Regions from separate parts of the Homo sapiens genome. Here region 2 is linked to region 1. A link is an interaction called in ENCODE POLR2A ChIA-PET data of the cell type or tissue named here. Cell type or tissue: MCF 10A. All regions are shown on one strand. Links, peaks and the distances in the headings refer to the core of each region. The heading gives the core; the rest is flanking DNA.

Evidence for each region. ChIA-PET counts read pairs that join two places held together with the same protein. Peaks named below come from ENCODE experiments on the same cell type or tissue, not always from the same donor. Only the 100,000 strongest peaks of a DNase experiment are listed, where the experiment ranks them.
Region 2: POLR2A ChIA-PET joins it to region 1 with 5 read pairs; 4 of 35 experiments call an interaction of 5 or more read pairs at or near these places.

What each region holds. Positions count from the first base shown.
Region 1 is chr2:215,619,973-215,630,151 of GRCh38, forward strand. It overlaps LINC00607 (long intergenic non-protein coding RNA 607), which reads right to left. Exons shown (of 10, transcript NR_037195.1): 6 at 4,140-4,263; 7 at 2,714-2,789; 8 at 1,146-1,378. It overlaps LOC102724861 (a long non-coding RNA gene), which reads left to right. Exons shown (of 8, transcript NR_187737.1): 2 at 1,886-1,953. Among named protein-coding and RNA genes, the nearest start is that of LINC01614, 93 kb to the right of the region's middle. RefSeq lists enhancers at 114-408, 6,706-7,207. In MCF 10A, for the core only: no CTCF peak of the experiment used is centred there; a DNase peak (open chromatin) is centred at 4,649.
Region 2 is chr2:215,678,924-215,689,102 of GRCh38, forward strand. All of the region lies in intron 5 of LINC00607 (long intergenic non-protein coding RNA 607), which reads right to left. It overlaps LOC102724861 (a long non-coding RNA gene), which reads left to right. Exons shown (of 8, transcript NR_187737.1): 6 at 3,001-3,203; 7 at 4,419-4,538. Among named protein-coding and RNA genes, the nearest start is that of LINC01614, 34 kb to the right of the region's middle. In MCF 10A, for the core only: no CTCF peak of the experiment used is centred there; no DNase peak of the experiment used is centred there.

The sequences.
Region 1 (10,179 bases), core at 3,348-5,847:
TTCCGATTCTTGGTTTGTAAAAGCTGGTGAGAATATCAATGAAGCCCCACCTAATTTTTGCCTATTAATAATTCAGCTCCAGAAAGTGAAAAATATGAAAAACACAACCAGTTTTTCAGTCAATAAGAAAGGCCTTTTTTTTTTTTTTAATTTGGAGTCCTATGCAAGTGGCCTTGTCATGGCAGGGCCTTGACCAGCTCACAGCCGGTGTTCCATTTACAGTAACAGGGCGTGGCAGGTTGCGCAATAGGGCTGAACGGCGCAGTGCTCAGAGGAAGCCCCGACTGTCACGTTGTGCACGGAGTCTTGCAGTCTCTACAGGGGCCAAGAGCTGAGTCCATTTTCAGCCCCTCCACTTCTTCAGTGACATAGTCATCCTCTCCGTTAAGGGACACTGGTGGAAACACGTGCTAAAGCTAAAGAAGCTAAACAAATGCTGGGTGTTTTCAGGAAGGCTACTGAAAACATAGCAGAGAAGCCAGCTTACTCTTGATCCAAACCTCACTAGGCATGTTTGGTGCCATTCTGGGTGCCACATCTTAGGAAGAAGGCACAGAGCTGGGCAAGAATTCTTTCAGGTGGATCTCATGTGGGCCACAGATTGGTCTATTAATTACAGTTGTAACCACCCAACTTCCCCATGTTCCAGTCCCCAGTTGTCCACTGACCACAAAGACTCCTCACGACTGCCTCTCCAAGGAGTCTACCAAGAAAGCACCAGCATCGCTGGGTTGGTCTCTAGGTAGGCAGTCTTCAGGATGCTAGAGAGTTCTTCAACATGGAAGAACTGTGGCCTCCACCCAATCCTGTCTCCCACCTTGTCACTTGAGCCTCACAGGGACAGTGCCCACAGCCTTTGGAAGTCCTGCCTGTGTTTCTGACCTCCACCCTGCCCTACATTTACAAAGTATCTTGTTAAAGTGGTGCATCAGCTTTTGGTCCCCGATATCCTAATTGCCAAGGTGCCAACTCTGTATAAGATGCCATAAAGAGATCAGTTGCTGTCCCCTCCTCTTCACCCTCCACTTCTCTCCTCTTAGACTGTGCCTCCAAACTAACTCCTCCCTCCTTCAGATACAAATGAACCTGGCCCAGGGACATCAGTGATCCCAGAAGGGCCATACAAAGCCAAAATGAAGCCTTACCTTGGCAAGCTGAAATGTCCCATGACTCAACAAATCCTCACCAAATCTCTAGGAAGCATGAGTAGGGAAAATCCACCTTAGAAACAGAATCAGAGGTTGCAGTAATTTTTAGGTAGTCAGAAAGGCAGACAGAGATGCTGAAAGGTAGAGAGAGCCCTTCAGTTGTCTGTTCAGTCCAGTCCAGTGTGGTCTCCGCTGAACCACAAGCCCGTAAGTATAAGTAAGACACAATCCTTAAAAAAAAAAAAATCAAGCATGAAGAACGTCTACTACATCCATGGGACCAAGAGTAGGACATGCATTTTCTTGCTTCACCAGAGCTCGTGGAGACCCAGAGAGGAACTTAATTTAATAATTCAAAGGAGATATAACTTTTGCTGCCCCTTCTTCCAGACATCTGATAAGCCAGGATTCATTTTTATGTTCAGCTATGTGAGACCAAAGTAACTTCTCATGGTTGCCATGGGATACCTTCTAAATATGTGGCCTGATGTGATTTCCCCAAATTGTTAAGCAGTGAAAATATCATAGTTTCTAAGTATACAGATTTTTTTCAATTACATATCTAGATAAATGTGATATTTCCCCTTTGGGTTGTATGATATTAGACTTGGCTATGTTTCAGTAGATTTCAGTAACAGAATTAAAGACTTTCTAGCTACAGGGCATCAATAACTTAGAGACCAGTTAATTTGGGTTGACGATTTGAATGATGCCAACTTATTTTTTTTTTTTAACAGAGGAAATTTGTTTTGCAACAGAAAACATAAGAAATTTTCCCTGCTTGGAAGATACTCATACATACCAGGTATGCTCATCATACTTTGTATAAACCTTGACCAGTGAACTTTTATGTAGTGACTATTTGTTCAGTTGTCCTTCTTCTCTACTAAACATGGGCTCCTGGAGGGCATGGAGTGTGTTGTTTGTCTCTATCCCTAATGTCTAGCACAGTGACTGATGCATTGGCGGTATTCCATAAATGGTGGTTAATGAATTGTACTTGGACAAAGAGGCCTTGGAAGAAAGATAGTGATAGCGTCAAGGAATAAAATTTGTTTTGAATATAAGTCTTTGCCCCACCCACAATTTTTGGCTCTAGGGAGATAATAACAAAGATTTAACTGGAAATTCATTTCCCCACAAATATATAGAAACCCAGAAAATAGACTTAGGATTTAGAGCAGCAAGGCAATATCCTAGTAATCTACTGAAGCAGTTTGGCTGTTCTGCCACCCTGGAGGTAATTGTATTTGCGGTTGAGAAGGGATGCCACATCACATTATGTTGATCTGTATATCCATCACTGCCTGTGCTTTCCTCTGCCACCCCCTTGCATGATACAGTGTAATTCCAGTGATAGAGACTATTGTGACATTGCTAATATGAGGGAAAAAATAATTTTTTAAAATAAGGGATTTAGCAATGCCTGTGAAATGTTGAACATAGATACTTTTTAAAAAGTACTCATTTCTCATTTCTCTTTTACATGCTGGGATGTTTCCTTCAAGCCCTCCTTCATCTAAAGATGATGTAAATTTTCTGGCACATAAATCCCTCTTTCTTACCTTCCTTTTCATCGTTAAATACTCTTTCCTTTCTGAAGGGAAGCACAGTTCCCCAAAGCCCATTGGTTTGCAGCAGCTGCAATAGAAAAAACCTGTGTGGAGTTCAAGTTTTTTTTTTTGTTTGTTTGTTTTTTGTTTTCAGAAGGAGGGAGAAGGGAAGTTCTACCCAAACAGTAATGGCCAGGTAGGAGACTCATACCTATTCTCCATCAGCTCTCTCTGAATCTGCCTGGGTACTACCTGGGCCTTGTCTTCAGGGCTGCAGTTGCCATAACTTCATAGGTTTTTGCAAATTCAGCTCCCAGAAGATGTTTTGTTTATTATTGTTTGCCTGTGATTATGGCCTACAGCTGTAACCACGATTTCCAGCTGACTTGTCAGCAGTTCAGCCTAATTGCAGGCAAAAGGACTCAGCATAATGTAGGTAGGGACCACGTAAGGTGCTCTATACAATCACACAGCCCTGGGCTCCAATCCCGGCTATAGCTCTGTGACTCTGAACAGGTTACTTACTCTCTGAGCCCTTTAGTATACGTGTCTGTAATATCGGAATAAAAATATAGACTTCACTATATTGTCATGGAATTAAGTAAGGTGAGGTATGTAAAGGGTGTGGGAAAGAGGAGGCCCTATAAACAGTACAAATTCATTCCACTTTTGATTAGCTTCCTCTCTCTCCCAGTAGTAACAGAGGCTGCAAGATACAGAGGAAAATGGAAAACGCATCTTTGTTGGGATGCCCTGTTCACTCTTTCTGTCCCACCTCTTTTATATTCTCTTGCTATGGGAGGGCTGAAGGCCTCAGGATGAATGAGGGAAAATGAAGATGAAAACATGTTCTTAAGCGAAAACTTTTAAGAGAAGCAACAATACTTTCCTTGAATTCAAATTTTAAAAATCATAAATAGGCTTTGTATATTCTTTTTTTTTTTCTTTTTTTTTTGAGATGCAGTCTTGCTCTGTCACCCAGGCTAGAGTGCAGTGTTGCAATCTCGGCTCACTGCAACCTCCGCCTCCTAGGTTTGACTGATGCTCCTGCCTCAGCCTCCCGAGTAGCTGGGATTACAGGTGCCTGCCACCATGCCGGGCTAATTTTTTTGTATTTTTAGTAGAGACGGGGTTTTACCATATTGGCCAGGCTCGTCTCGAACTCCTGACCTCATGATCTGCCTGCCTCGGCCTCCCAAGTGCTGGGATTACAGGTGTGAGCCACCGCACCTGGCCAGCCTTTGTATATTTTTATCACTTATATTTGAATACTGTCCAAACAAACTTCCCAGATAAAAGTTCTAAGTTTAAGCTTTGGAAATGTGTTGCTGTGGCCACTTATACTCAAAGAAAAGAGAGGACGAGGGAGGGGGAAGGAAGGAAAGTACTCTGGATCCAAAAGTTCAGGGTAGTTTTACAACACTTTGACAACACTTACTTGCCTGGTCACAGCATTTGCTTTCTCTTACCAGCAGTTTCTTCAAGTTCATGGCATTGCACGTGGAGTGGCAGGACTTATGGAGCGGTTTTGATGCGATATGATACTCTGCCTTAAAACAACTCTAGAGAAAGACACAGGAGACACAAATGAAGTGAATAGACATGCCCTTTAATTAGCATATATTCAAAGACCTGTCATGATGGGGCGATATACTAGGACCTTCAGTTTAACATTACTTAAGTGGGTAAAATGTGCAGAGGAAATTTCTTTGGCCCCAGAGTCTATCTGTCATATACATTTGCTGGGTCCAGCTGTATTTCCTAAATGCTGAACATATCGTTCTGGCTGTTTATATTCTTGGCATCCAGCACTGCTGTGCATTCCCAAGCGCCAGAGAGCACGGAGCGCAGCAGTAGCTTTCCCTAAAAGGCCTGTAAAGCCATGACTAGTTTATTCTCTCAAGGATCCAAGGTACTTGTTAAAGCACAAGATCTGTTGCAACTGACGTGGCTCTGAATTAAATGTGTCGCAACACATTCTTAGGGAGACAGAGTTCCTTTGACTAACAGCCTCCATGTTTGTCAAAACTACTGTAAGCCAAAGGTTAGCAGCAGCATCTGGCAGCACAAAACCAAGTCTACAAAGCTAAAGTAAGCACTAGGCCAGTGAGTCCAATGCCTGCTACAGCTTACTCTCTCCACTGCTCGGTCTGGGTATGAATTTACAGACTACACTGGGTGCATAAAAACAGAGCAGAAACCTGGGTGATTCTTTTACTCCCAGAGAGAGATGCCCAACTCTGTTTTGGAACAGGCAATGTGGTGGATTTTCAAAAACATTTGTTTTCATTGATTATATATTTTAAATGAAAAAAATGACATTTTTAGGTAGCTCAGTTTAAGATATTCAAAATCTCATAGAGGCAGAAACATTAAAAAGGGCTGGGGGAGGGATAGCATTAGGAGAAATACCTAATGTAAGTGACAAGTTAATGGGTGCAGCAGACCAACATGGCACGTGTATACCTATGTAACAAACCTGCACGTTGTGCACATGTACCCCAGAGCTTAAAGTATAATGAAAAAAATAATTAATTAAAAATTTAAACAAAAAAGTAAGTCTAAGATCAAATGGCACAGGAATGCAGTGGAGGGACTTAACCCAGGCTGAGACAGGAGGGGAGGCAATGGTGGCACCATGGGGCTGCTACCAGTTTCCCTGGAACCCCAGATAACTCTGCAATCCGAATAACTGGACATACAGCATCCAGCTTGTTTACACACCTTCACTTTGAGCCACTGGGGGATGGGCAGATTGGTACACAGGTTTTCTAGAGGAGGCCTAAATTAAGGTTTAGAGTGCAAACTGAAACAAATGGGGAGGTGTCACTCTTATAAAGGTTAGAATCCAGCTTTCACTTGAGGCCGAATACTTCTGATGTCTCAGCTTTATGTGTGTTTAACACAGTAGGTATCAAAGCATCTGATATTTCAAAATGCACTTGTGGCCTACCTCTGACTCTGACCTAAAGAGGGAATGAAATAATTTGTAAGCATGGCAGATCAAGGAAAAAGAGAATTTGTTCTAGCAAAAGTCTTTAAAAGGTGATACCTTTGGATATGGAAGTTTCACTTAAAGAATTTTATTTCAAGTGAATACTTAAGAGAATATTTAGTTACAAGTATATCCATCACTGTTTTGTTTTCTTCTTGAAAGAAAGGAAAAACAGGAAGCCATCTAAATATTTGTCCAACAGTAACACATTATATGGTACAGTCCTATAATAGAATAATTTACAGTCTTTAAAAAGTGATTTTATAGAATAATATGAAAAAATGGAATGACATTGTTCAGAAAAAAAAAGCAAATTGAGAGTCATGCTATGAAAGACACTACAAAGAGGGTAAAATGACAAAATATTTGCAAATCATATATTGGATAAAGAACTTCTATCCAAAATACAAAAAAAAGTCAAAAAAACTCCATGAGAAACTAAAACCCAATTTTAAAATGAGCAAAGCATCTGAACAGATACATCACAAAAAAAATACTGATGGAAAATAAACATATGAAAAGATGCTTAACATCACTTGTGACTAGTGAAATGCAAATTAATACAACAATGAGATGCCAGTACACATCTATTCGAATAGCCAAAATCCAAAGCACTGATAATACAAATTGCTGGCAAGGAAGCTAAGCAACAGGAACTCTCATTCATTTCTGATGGGAATGCAAAATGATATAGCCACTTTAGAAGACAGCTTAGCAGTAAAGCAAAACTTAGTCTTACCATATGATCCAACAATCAGGCTCTCAATTATTTACCCAATTGATGTGAAAATATATGTCCATGTGCACAATATGTGCATGCACATGAAAAATCCACATGCAAAAATATTTGTAGCAGCTTTATTTATAATTGCCTAGAAGCAACTAATATGTCTTTTAATAGGTGAGTGGATCAATAAATTATGACACATACATATAATGGAATAATATTTAGCAATAAAAAGGAATGAGCTATCAAGCCATGCAAAAATATGGGTAAATCTTAAATGCATATTTCAAAGTGAAATAAGCCAATCTGAAAAGTTTGGATACCGTATGATCCAATTTTTATGACATTCTGGGTAAAAACAAAACAAACAAAAACTGCAGAGACGTCAAACAGATCCATGGTTGCCAGGGGTTTAGAAGAGAGATGGTCGAATAGGTGAAGCAAGGGAAGCTATTTTTTGGGTGGTGAAACTCTTCTGTATGATATTGCAATGGTAAATACTTAACACTGCATTTGTCAACATTTATAGAACTTTACAGCACAAAGAGTGAAACTTAAAGCGTGTGAATTTTCAAAAGTCATTTAAGAGTCCAGGGGATCCCGGGTTGGAATGCAGACTATGACAAAGGAATTTCCGTTAGAAATATATAAAACGACCTCACTGAAGAGAGTGGGGGTAAAAGTGCCAAACTAAATAACTTTTTGGAATGAGTGGAAAGTAAAACTGTACATAAGCACTGTACTCTAATTGGTAAAATTATTGCCCATGAGAATAGGGGTTAACAATTCTGAAACCACCATATGTGCATCCTAGAATTGAACAATTAAGTAAATAAATGGCAGATGGTGGAAACTAGGTTTCTCACTATTGGAGTAGGAGTTTACAGAGAAGCAAGAAAATAAGTCTAGAATGATTCATGTACTGGATTAGAGTTGGAGATATCAGCATGAACTCATATTTAGTTTAATATAGATACAAATGAATGTATAGGAAGAAATAATTATAGACATGTTTGCATACACCAGTTAGTGTACACCACATACATGTTTTCTTGCTCTGTTAGCTGAGAGAGCCTCAAAGCAACAAATTCAAGTACCAATGAGCCCACTCAGTGCCCAGATATTGATTTCTAATACCATTCTCCAATAAAAGAATCCAGAGCTCCTTGGAGAAATGGCTGATCTCAGGTCAGGCAGGGAGAATGTAAGTCTGAAGCATCTTGTAAGTGCCAGAAAGTAAAACTTGCTCAAGAAAACCCACAACAATGGGGCATGTCAAAGGGACACAGCAGCCAACTGAAGAGCTCCCAATGGCCAAACCTGGAACAATTTGAGCAAAAAGATAAATAACAGTGTTGGATTATAACCCATAATAATGAATAAATATCAGTTAATATTGTTACAAATAAGTGATTGAATATATAAGTGAGAGAGAATAAAAAATATATAAATTATCTGTAAAGAAGAATTCCAAATAATTTATGTAGATACTGCCCCACTTTAAGGAGTAGAACATAACTTCCCATTTCTTAACAGTGGGCTCTACACAGTGACTTCCTTCCAAAAAGCACAGTATGAAAAGTGTAACTTCATTGTGGAGAGAACTGACAAGCTACCTCAGCCAGATGATCGAGGTTGACATGTACAGTAATAAGTCATGCTGATAGTATGTATCCTTGATATGTTGGGATGATAATGGCATTTCTGGGGTTCTCCTCCCCAATATTCATAACCCCAGCATAATCATGAGAAAAAAACAAACATCTCAAATGAGGGACATTCTACAAAACAACTAACCATTATTATTCAAAACTGTCAAAGTCATCAAGAACAAGGAAGCGTGAGAAACAGTTATAATCTAAGCAGCCTAAAGACACAATAATTAAATGTAATGTGGTATCCTGGATGGGATTCTCGAACAGAAAAGGAATATAGGGTAAAAAGTAAAGAAATATGAATAAAGAAAGCATTGACTTCAGTTAGTAATAATGTATACTGTAACAATGTGGTCTATATGGGAAGTCTCCACTATCTTTACAACTTAAAAAATTTAAGCTTTAAGTATAAATCTTAAACTAATATAAAATAGAAAGTTAATTAAACAAAGAGCGTGTTCTATAATTTTTCTGAATTTGTAGTTAGATAGATATTTAGATAGATAGATAGATACACATATGGCCACATAGAAAAAAAGAAAAAAGCTATATCAAAATATTAACAGTGGCTATTGGTGGTGGTGTGATTAGAAAGTATTATTTCCTTATTTTGTTCATCTGTATATATGATTTCATAATACAAAAACAAAAATAAATTGTGAGTCTTTATTTGGACCAGAATACTTCCCTAAGTACAAAAATAAGAATCATATCTAGTATTTAAAATTTCTAAAAATATTTAACAGGCATGCAGTATGGAATAATTCTGTCGGGGAACAATATAAAAATTACTTTTTAATTTAAAACTCTTCTCCCAGTATGCTCTTTGATAGTGCCTAAGGATAAATGTAAAGAAGAATAGTTATTTCTTAAACTAAGAATTTGACAAAACATAGCCCAGAAAGAGTCTCAAGTTAATCTTCCAGAGGAATTCCAATTCCCTCTTTTAATTCATTCACTTTCCTGATTCTAATTTCTTATGTAATTTAAGATGTTTTAAAACCTCTAGAGAGGCTGGTCTGAGGCTCCAAGGAGGTGCTCTCAGATGACCCTTGAATTCCGTTCTAAGCACACCTCCTAGAGCAGACTCTTGCCTTGTAGATTAGGAGATGATGGTTGTGCACAACGTCAGAATGCTGGTAATGTCATTAACACCTTCTCCAGTGAGAAGCAATTAGCTATTTTCAACAAAAATGTATTCTGTAATTCCCATGATGCCTTCGCTTACTCTTTTCAAAATTATTCAATCATTCTGTGCTTGAATTTATTTGAGATAGGCCATATATAGATATAAAATTATATATATAATATATAATATATATTATATTATATATTTATATATAATATTTATATATAAATAATATATAAATATATTATATAAAATTATATATTATATATAATTTTTAAAACAGTTAAACATGCACTGTTTTATTTCAGTGAATGGAAGATTTTGTTTTAACTTTTATTTTAGGTTCTGGAGTATATGACCAGGTTTGTTATATAGGTAAATTGCACGTCTTGGGGGTTTGGTGTACAGATTATTTCATCACCCAGGTAATAAGCGTAGTACATAATAGGTAGTTTTTGGATCCTCTCCCTCCTCCCACCCTCCACCCTCGAATAAGCCTTGGTCTCTGTTGTTCCCTTCTTTGTGTCCATATGTACTCAGTGTTTAGCTCCCATTTATAAGTGAGAACATACAGTATTTGGTTTTCTGTTTCTGTGTTAGTTTGCTTAGAATTATGGCCTCCAGCTCCATACATGTTGCTGCAAAGAATATAATCTTGTTCTTTTTTATGGCTGTGTAGTATTCTGTGGCGTATATGTATTAGATTGGTGCAAAAGTAAATGCAGTTTTTGCTATTACTGTCAAATGGCAACAATCACAATTACTTTTGCACCAACCTTTATGACATTTTATTTATCCAGTCTATTGTTGATGGGCATTTAGGTTGATTCCATGACTTTGCTATTGTGAAAAGTGCTGTGATGAACATAAGCATGCATGTGTCTTTATGGTAGAATAATTTCTATTCATTTGGGTATATACCCAATAATAGGATTGCTGCATCAAATAATACTTCTGTTATTTGTTCTTTGA
Region 2 (10,179 bases), core at 5,006-7,505, 61 kb after region 1:
ACAAATAAATGGATAAAGAAAATGTGGTATTTAAATGAGAATTAATAAGACCTAGTATTTGATAGTACAACAGGGTGACTATAGTAAAAAATAATTTAGTTGTACATTTAAAAATAACTAAAAGAGTATAATTAGATTGTTTATAACACAAAGGCTTGAGGTAATGGATACTCCATTTACCCTGATGTGATCACTATGCATTGCATTCCTGTATCAAAATATCTCATATACCCCATAAATAAACACACCTACTCTACTATGTACACACAAAAATTAAAAATTAAAAGAATATGCCCTATTTAAAAAAAAGAAAGAAAACGTAGTATTTAGACATAATGGAATATGACTCAGCCTTGAAAAAGAAGGAAACCTGTTATTTGTGACAACATGTGAACTTGAAAGACACTGTGCTAAGTGAAATAAGCTGGACACAGAAAGACAAGGTTGAATGATATCATTTATATGTGGAATCTAACAAGTAGGATACATAAAAGCAGAAAGTATAATGTGTTTTCCAGGGGTAGGGAGGTCAGGGAGAGAATAGGGAGATGTTGGTCAAAGGGTACAAATCAATGAGACAGGAAGAATAAGTTCTAGAGGTCTGCTGTACAGCACAGTGCCTATGGCTAATAACAGTATATTGCTTACTTGAAAAATTGCTAACAGAGTATATTTTCAATGTTCTTACCTCAAAAAAATAAGTATGTGAGGTGATGCATATGTTAATTAACTTGATTTATTCATTCTACTATATATATACATATCTCTCTCTCAACACATCATTTGTATACCATACATACATAGAATTTTTTGTCAATTAAATAAATTATTTAAAAAAATAAAATAAAGTTCATCTAGCTGGGTGTTTCCCAAAGTTGATTTTAAAAAATAAATAAATATGTTTATGCAGGTATGGCAAAAAGTGAAATAATGTGAATTATTCAAGTTCAGAGAGGTCAGGTGACTTTCCTGGGATCACACAGAAGACTCCCATCTCCTGCAACTCAGTCTGGTTTTCTTTCTGTCGCATTACCTGCTTAACAATTGTTCTTTAAAATGTTGTGTACAGTAGATATTATTTACATCCTTAGTGTTTTTATGTTTCCCAATTACAATGTGGGTAATTCAATTCTTTCATCGTTAATAGAAATTAGATAAGAAGAAGAATCTGTAAATTTCTGAATTCAATTTTATAAAGTACATTAGAAATATTAAATATCTAGAATTGTAGCATTTTGAAATTATGTAAAAACATAATTATTACAAAATCATGAATGGAAATTCAGGTCCTTTACATTTTGTGGGCTATAAATATTCAGAAAAATTTTAGAAGTTGATGTTCCTCGATGAGAACACATGGACACCTGGGAGGGGAACAACACACACTGGGGTCTGACGGCGGGGGCGGGGGAGGGAGAGCATCAGGAAGAACAGCTAAGGGATGCTGGGCTTAATACCTAGGGGATGAGTTGATCTGTGCAGCAAACCACCATGCCCCACGTTTACCTACGTAACAAACCTGCACATCCCTCACATGTATCTCGGAACTTAAAATGAAAATTGATTAAAAAAAAAGAATAAAAGTAGAGATGAAAGAAATGGATGTTCCTAAAAGAAACAACAGATACCTTTTAAAATACACTTTCAGTATAACTAAGTACCTTTTCAAGTTGGTTAAAAAATTCTAAAAGTAGAGTAGTCAAGTCCTTAAGTAACATGAAGATCCTATCTACAGTTTAAATAAATGTTCAGTCATCCCAACAGGAACAAATCATAAAGAAAATGTAAAGAATATATCAAATTGGCTAAATGCATTCTATATTCGTAGTGTACTCACTGAAGCATTGTTCGTGGGTTTTTTTTTTCTGATTCTTACCAAGCCTACATATTTCTTTTTAATTTTTTCTTTTTATGTTTCCCAAGTTTACAGTTCACATAAAATACCCACTGAAGCAGAGAGAAAAGTGAAACAAATATTTCACAGCTCTTTGGGGATTTGAATGGGTTTTTACAATAAAACCTTGATTACTCAAAGAGCACAGGAGTGCCTGAAACCTGATAGAAGGAACAGAGAGCAGGCAGTTCTAAAGGTGCCAAGAGAGACTCAGAACCTTGTGGAGTTGATGCACTGGCCCTTCAACCCTGGAACCCAGGCCAAGCACCAAACCAGGAAGGGTCCAAACAGCCCTGAACATGGCTATCGTGGCCAAACAAACCAAAAAAAAAAAAGTCACTTGGAAAAGATGTGCAAGGTTGTGGTTTCCTGATAAATTAAGATGACACAGGCAGTACCACAGGGCTTCCTTCATTACATTATTGTGAAATCTGGACTCAAATAGAATGAGGCAAACCCACAAGTTAAAGTGTTTTTAAAGTGGCTCAATAATCACTTTGAAAACAGAACACCCTTTCAGTCAGCATGACTGGAACTTTGATCAACAAATCCCCAAGAGCCACAACCCGTCTTTTGTGAACAAGTAGTATCAAGGTGGGGGTGGGCTTGGAGTGCACTGGATGCTTTTCTTCTTTCATCATGAAACCTGGTGGTTTTGTGTCATGTGATATGTTTTTCAGAGATTCGGCAGGAAGCTTGCACCGAGTGAAGGATTTATAAAGATTATAGGAGATAACACAAAGCTATTTTATCTCTTTAAAAAAAATCAAAGGTATTAAATTTTTTTCTACTTCATTTTTGTTTCCTCATTTAAAAATTAGCTGCCACAAATATTATCCCCCATCTGGGCACAAGGTCAGTTGGCATACAATTTTCTTCTTAATTTTCATTTTCTGGATTCCTTGATGACCTGATTTTGTACAAATTCATGCTGCAGAGATAAGGATTGATTGGCTACAAATCAAGGATCTCTGCAGAATGGGAATGAGAGACAAAGGAAGAGGAAGAGGACGGACACCACAAACCATCTTATCTTTTCAAAATGTGATTGGTGCATTTCCAACATTGGCTTACCTTTCCTTATGCTGTCCATAAATTTTGTGCAGGTGTAAGCTCATCCTACACATGTCATTTGGACCAGACCAAGGCTGCTGTCATGGAGGACCCACACCACAGCTTGGGAACCATTCATCTACCAGAGGGTCACATGACTTCAAATGACTCTTCTAGGGGCCACCTGCCATGATAGGGTACCAGCTCTTCCTCTGAATTCCCAATCCATTTCTTGAGAACTACTGTTTCTAATAAGGTACTGTTTCTAATACCTTTCCAACAATGGTTTATTCATTTATCCATACATTTAAAATACAGATTTTTTTTAGCATCTGCCATGTTTAAGATCCTCCTCTAGCACTAGGAATACATTATTGAATAGAACAAAGTCCCTGATTTCATGGTGTTTACATTTCAAGGGAGAACTATTCCTTCTTAGAACAGAACACCGTACAAAGTTGTAACATAGTAAGTGAAAGTGCTCTGGCCAAGGCTGAGACCACAGTCTACCACGAGCTCCTTGCATTGTGAAGAATGAATATTTCTTAAGCACTTAACTGTGTGCCAGGCATTGTGTAAAGTCCTAATATACATTTGCTTCCTCATCGGGTGGGAAGTTGAGCAGGAGGCTTTCTAAAGTGTCTATTAAAACCCAAGTTATTTGGTTGGCCACTTTAGTCTGTGGTGGATTATCTGCACATTTTTGCCTAGAGATCACTTAATCTGTGGCATAGAAAAACTATATTCAATTGGCCGTGTGTAGTGGCTTAACGCCTGTAATCCCAGCACATTGGGAGGCCGAGGCAGGTGGATCACGAGGTCAGGAGTTTGAGACTAGCCTGGCCAACATGGTGAAACCCCGCCTCTACTAAAAATACAAAAATTAGTGGAGTGCGGTGGTAGGTGCCTATAATCCCAGCTACTTGGGAGGCTGAGGCAGGAGAATCACTGGAACCCGGGAGACGGAGGTTGCAGTGAGTGGAGATCGTGCCACTGCACTCTAGCCTGGGCAACAGAGTAAGACTCCGTCTCAAAAAGAAAAGAAAAGAAAAGAAAAGAAAAGAAAAGAAAAGAAAAGAAAAGAAAAAAAAGAAAAGAAAAGAAAAGAAAAGAAACGAACAACTCTATATTCAATAGATCTCTTGAAATAACTTGAATTTGGTGGGGGATGAGGAGGGGTTTCTAATAAGACATGTAATGTAGTAGAAAGATCTAGGCCTACGTTCAAATCTCATTTTTTCCACTAACTGGAACTTCTTTAGTAAGTTGGGGTTAATTCATTTCTCCCAGTATTATTGTAAGGATTACATTGATTTTTATTTTACAAATTTTTATGAGGTCCCTGTGGTGTACTAGGCACTGACCTTGCTACTGACGATATAACAACAATCATCAAGACATATAAAAGTCACTGCTCCATGAGGTGATCTAACACCTCGCCCTTTTGCTTCCTTTGTCTTCCTTTTTTTAGAGGGGAAGAAGGTCATGTGGGAATCAGTTAAATCACGTGTGGATAGAAGACAAGTTCCAGCTTTGTGGGAAATCCTGTAGCCTTCGCCAGGTACACCCTGACAATCTCAGAACTGATCAGGTAAAGCCAGCTCTGAGTTAGACCCTTCTGTGGCCTGTCAGGGAGAGCAGAGAGGGATATGCAGAATCCAGGCAAACCTGTTGTCTGGACTGGCAGAAATGGGAAGAAGCATTTCCAGAACACAGCTGAACAACCAAACCATCATCTATGTTCAAAGGGCTTCTTCTTAAATGCATTTCAAATCGATTTGCAAATTTTAAACAATGTGTCTTTAGTTTAAAAGCTCTAAATATTAAAAAATCAGTAAATTCTCCTTTAGCACTGCCCCACCCTCTGCCATTCTTCTCTTTCTCAGCACAATGGCATTACTGTTCTAACCACTCAATATTCAATATCTTATGTACTTTTAAGGAAATCTTAGGCACAAGAAAAAAGTTTATTTGTGAGGTGAGTTAACTCTTGTTTAAAAAAAAAATGGGTTGGCTCATATATAAACCTTACAAAAGGTTAATGCATAAAACACAAATATAGTTCAATTTCCTTTTTATGTGATTAGAGAAACTTACCTACAGAGTTGCCTATGACACCTACAAAAGAGGTGATGATAAGAATGATGCAGTTCACACTGTTCAATGGTTCCTTAAATTAATGAACACCAGATATGTTAGTGTGATTTCTTCTTCCTCTTTCAAGTTCTTTATTTACCACTCCATGCCCTCCAGGTTAGCTGAGTTTAGTGCTCTGGGATAATGACTAGTTGAATTCGCTGCAATTTTTTAAATATGCCTAGCATAGGGGCCAAAGGAAAACTTCTCTTCCACTCTCTGAAGGTTCACTGAAAATCAACTGGCAAAAGGCAGATCAGTAGGAGAAATGGCATACAAATTACTAGCATCCACGAGGGAGAATCACAGAGTGATTGCCTCATACCCCGTGGGGTAGAGGTGTTTATATACCCTACATCTTAGGGGAAAAGGAAATGGAGATGTATAGGTGACTTTATAGGGACAGAAAACAATTTTTAGGGGAATTCACTGGGCTTGAAGAACATACAATGGCCAGAGACAAAGTCTGTTGGGCCTGCAGAGTGGACAATGGTTTGTGACAAAAGTCTGTCCAGGTGTGTTGACAGATTTCAGTCTTCCTTCCTGCGATAGGAGATGAGTTAATGGAAACTCAGGGAAAACTTAGGGTAATTGTCTTCTTCTTTGATGGGTCCAGACTTTTCGGCAGATAAGGAAACATCAGAGAACAAATTTATCCTGTGCTTTGGGAGATAGGAAGGGGAGAAGGTCAGGGAGACCTTGAGGCTCCTTCAGTTCAGCATGTCAAAGTGCCATATCTTAGAGTATCAGTTTCTGAGCCCCAACACTAGAAACATGAACAAGTTAACAATTCAGTTAAAAGGGAGAGAGAGATGAACTGAGTGAAGTGCATTGTAATCCTTCCTGAGGTTAAGCTAGTGATAGTCGGCCTCTCAGGCGATTATGTTCACCCTCCTAGTGTCAGGGAGACATCTTTACTGCTTTTCCTAAGAGAACTTAAGAGATACTGGGGCAGGGCAGGGAATTGGAAGCAGATAGCAATGTGGACAATCTGACTTTGTTGGCAAATGACTAACCTGAATACAATGAAGTTAAACATCTGCAGATAGTTTCTGGTTGTTGGCTTTTATCAGTTTTTATATCCATGTGGAGTGGTGGGGCTGTGATTAAGAAAGCTGGTGGACTGTGAATTACATTTTTCACCTTTTAGTTTAAGGATTGAATATGACACATTTGGGTGGAAGAGCACACCAGTTGGATTTTACTTTTTTTTTTAATGTGACTGAGAGAAAGTGAATCAGCTGTATTTTGTATTTATTCAGGTTTCATAGTGCTGATTCAGGGACAAGTGTCTTTGTTTTATATCAAATTCTGGGTCTTTTTCAGCAGAAATGAATCAAAGAGAATCAGAGAAATGTGAGTTGACTTTTTTAAAGGAAACAGGAGGATCTGGTGTCAGAGCTTTTAGTCCAGAGTTTCACATTGATGATAGCTGTAGCTGCTTTCTAGAATTCTCAGGAATTAATTACAACCAGATTTGTTTTTGTGGCATTCACATCCCATCTATTTGTCAATTGCTCATCCACTCATCCAACTTCTCCATCTCCATGGAAATCATTTCTTTTTTCCAAGGAAAATCACACAGGAAAACAATAGACTCAACTTGGAAACATCAAAACAGTCAAAGCAGTCTTTCTGAGAACAAGGCCTATATCCCTCAGCTTGATCTGTTTCCCTGAAAACACCCTGAATGATGTTTTTCTTATGTTGAGCTCTTCAAGATCCATATTCTTAGACACTGGGCCAAAAATAATGGGCTTGCCTTTCCCTGTGAGGGACCTTGCCCTATGACCTAAGCTGCCCACACAACCACTGAGCAATAATCCTGTTGGCCTCTTAGAGGGAAATGATGAAAACAAGAAATTGTCCCTCCAACTTGAGGGTTTTTTTCTCCATAAGTCTTAAAATTAATGAGAGCAGTAAGAAAGCATCGTGGCTTCAGTATAAATATAAAAACTATTAATTGTAACAATAGAGAAGAAGTCATAATTCATAATCATTTCCATCTTTCATGTTGAATATTTCAGGGTTTGGAAAAAAATATTTGCATTGATTTTTTTCCCCGAAGCCTAAATTATTCACAAGTATTATGTATCACTGAATTAACAGTAGTCAGAATTGTGTGTTCAACATAAATACCGAAGTATATAACTTTGAATATTTCCACAAATACAATGGATAAAAAGGTAATTTTGTTCACATGAGTCAATGAATTTCGGAAGTAGAGGTGGCAACTCAAACAAACTCTACGCTCCAAACCCACCCCTTTGTGCTTCTTCAAGAATCAAGAATTAAGGCTACAATTCTTAATACCTACATGTTGTTTGGCCAGTTACTTAACTTTTGTTTCTTAGTTTTCTCATCTGTAAAATGGAGCTACTTGTTTCTACTGCATGGAAATATTATGAGAACTACAAGTATTAGAACAATGCCTGCAGTATAGCAAGAACTCAACGTTAGCTATCATGTTTATTTAAACTTCCTAATTCACTTTGTAACTTCTGTGCCTAAGGTGAAGATCCAGGAATACTTAAAGAAATCTCTGAAACAGTTTCTTCTTCGTTTTTTTTTTTTTTTTTGAGATGGAGTTTCACTCTTGTTGCAGTGGCACCATCTCAGCTCACTGCAACCTCCGCCTCCCAGTTTCAAGCGATTCTCCTGCCTCAGCCTCCCGAGTGGCTGGGATTACAGGCATGCACCACCACGCCCAGAAAATTTTGCATTTTTAGTAGAGACAGGGTTTCAAACCATGTTGGTCAGGCTGGTCTCGAACTTCCAACCTTAGGTGATCTGCCCGCCTCGGCCTCCCAAAGTGCTGGGATTACAGGCGTGAGCCACCGCACCCGGCCAACAGTTTTGTAACCTCAGCACCACTGGCATTTTGGGCTGAATAACTTTTTGTTATGGGGGTGCTTTTCTGTGCATTGCAGATGTTTAGCAGCCTCTACTCAGCAGGTGCCAGGAGCATCTCCCCATTTCAGTCATGACAACCCAGTATGGCCTCAAGACATAGCCAAATGTCCTCTGGGAGAATGAGGGAAGGGACAGAGTCAAAACTGCCCTTGACAAGGACTCTAGAATATTCAAAAATTTAAAGCATATGTCTAAAGCAGATTTTCTCTATCAATGGCACTGTCCAAACATAGACCAGAGATTCAAACAGCAACTATTTCTTTTTTAAAAAATCTAATTTCTGATAGGATAATTTAGTTACAATTTGAGGGGAAAAGGTGAAACAAGAAAACATAAAGGAAAAGAAGGGAGAGAGAAAGGAAGAAAAAACAGGAGGGAAGGAAGAAAAAGAGAAAGAAGAAAGGAAGGAAGAAAAAAGAAAGAAAGACACTTAATTGTACAAGAAGAATTATCTATCACTTAACTAGAGACCAGGTCCTCTCTTCCTCTATGCTACAGCAATTTCCAGTTTTTTTTAGCTAACACACAGTAACTGAAATCTAGAAGCTTTATCTAAAAAGCATTTGTTTTAAAAGATTAAGGAAAATCCCATTAGATGGTTGGTGGCCTGTGTTTTGTTACATAAGTCATGTGGGCTAACTTAAAGATCAACCACTCCTTTCAGTGCTCACTTCTGAAATGGATTTTGTTGGAGGGAGAAAAGGAGGAAAAGATAAAAAGGAACCAGAAATGTCCATTCATTCTATTCATGAAAATTGCTTTTAGTATTTATTTACCTCCAAGTCTTTGTTAGACAGGACCTCCATTATTATCTTACTCATCTATTTTTATTCCTTTTGACAAAAACTCACTTCTAATTACTACAAGATAGTTTAAATCAACCTCCCTAGTGCTCAGGTTGGTGTCGATAAAGCTAACTCGGCAGTTTGGTTTTTGAAAATTGATGAGGAGGAAGAAGAGCTCAGATTTAATTCTAACCAGCAAAATGTAACTCTGATCCCAAAAGATCACCAATACATCCTTGAGGCAAGTAGGAATGTATACATTAAAATGTATTAAATAGTCCAGTCCAAACTCAGTGCTACATTCAGAAAACATCAGCCTAACATCCAACAATAACTAAAAACAGTGTAAATTTTTCTTTCACTTTCCTTAAAAATTCCAGGAGGAAAATTATGTTCACAATGCAGACTAGAAACCTCTGTTGTCCATTTGCCACTAGCGCTGCCACCCATATGTAGCCGTGTCCCCCAGCAGTTCCTGTCCTTTGAAACTCCCCTAGAACTCAGCCTCCAACTCAGTGCTTGTATTTTCAATTTCTCTCATCCCTTCCACCTTACCAATGTATTTGTTTTCTTCTCACAGTAGTTGTCTGTTCTTTTGATGTCTATCCAGCTATGATTCCCAACCTTAAAAGATGTTTTCTTCTCTCTCTCTCTCTCTCTCTTTCTTTTTTTCTTTGAAACAGAGTCTTGCTCTGTCATCCATGCTGGCGTGCAGTGGCGTGATCTTCGCTCACTGCAACCTCTGCCTGCCAGGTTCAAGTAATTCTCCTGCCTCAGACTCCGGAGTAGCTGGGATTACAGGCACACACCACCAATGGTAGTTGTCTGTTCTTTCGATGTCTATCCAGCTATGATTCCCAAACTCATAAGACAGTCTCATGGGCCCAACAAGTAAGGAAATACAGAATCTCTATCATTTAGAAAAGACAGAAGCTACAAATACTCATGTAAATATATTTATATTACATATAATATGTGTATGTGTGTGAGTGTGTGTGTGTGTGTGTGTATGTGTGCATAACCCATCCCTGTACAAAACAAATAGAGGGAGTTGGCTTGTTTATAGAATAATGAAATATGGAACTATTCTCACAGTGAAATCATTACATGAAACTTTTATCAGAAAGGAAAATAATTTTCATTGCCTTTCTAGTGAGTGGCTTGGCTATGTATGTTTCTTCTAAGCTTTTATGACTGTTAGTACCAAGATGAAGTAAGATGAAGTTGGGAATCAATTCAGCTGCTCTTTCTTTCTTTTTTTTTTTTTTGCTTTTGAGAAAGGATCTCCCTCTGTCAGCTAGGCTGGAGTGTAGTGGCATGACCATGGTGGCAGCTTTGGCCTCCCAGGCTCAAGTGATCCTCCTGCCTCAGCCTCTGAGTAGCTGGGACTACAGACAT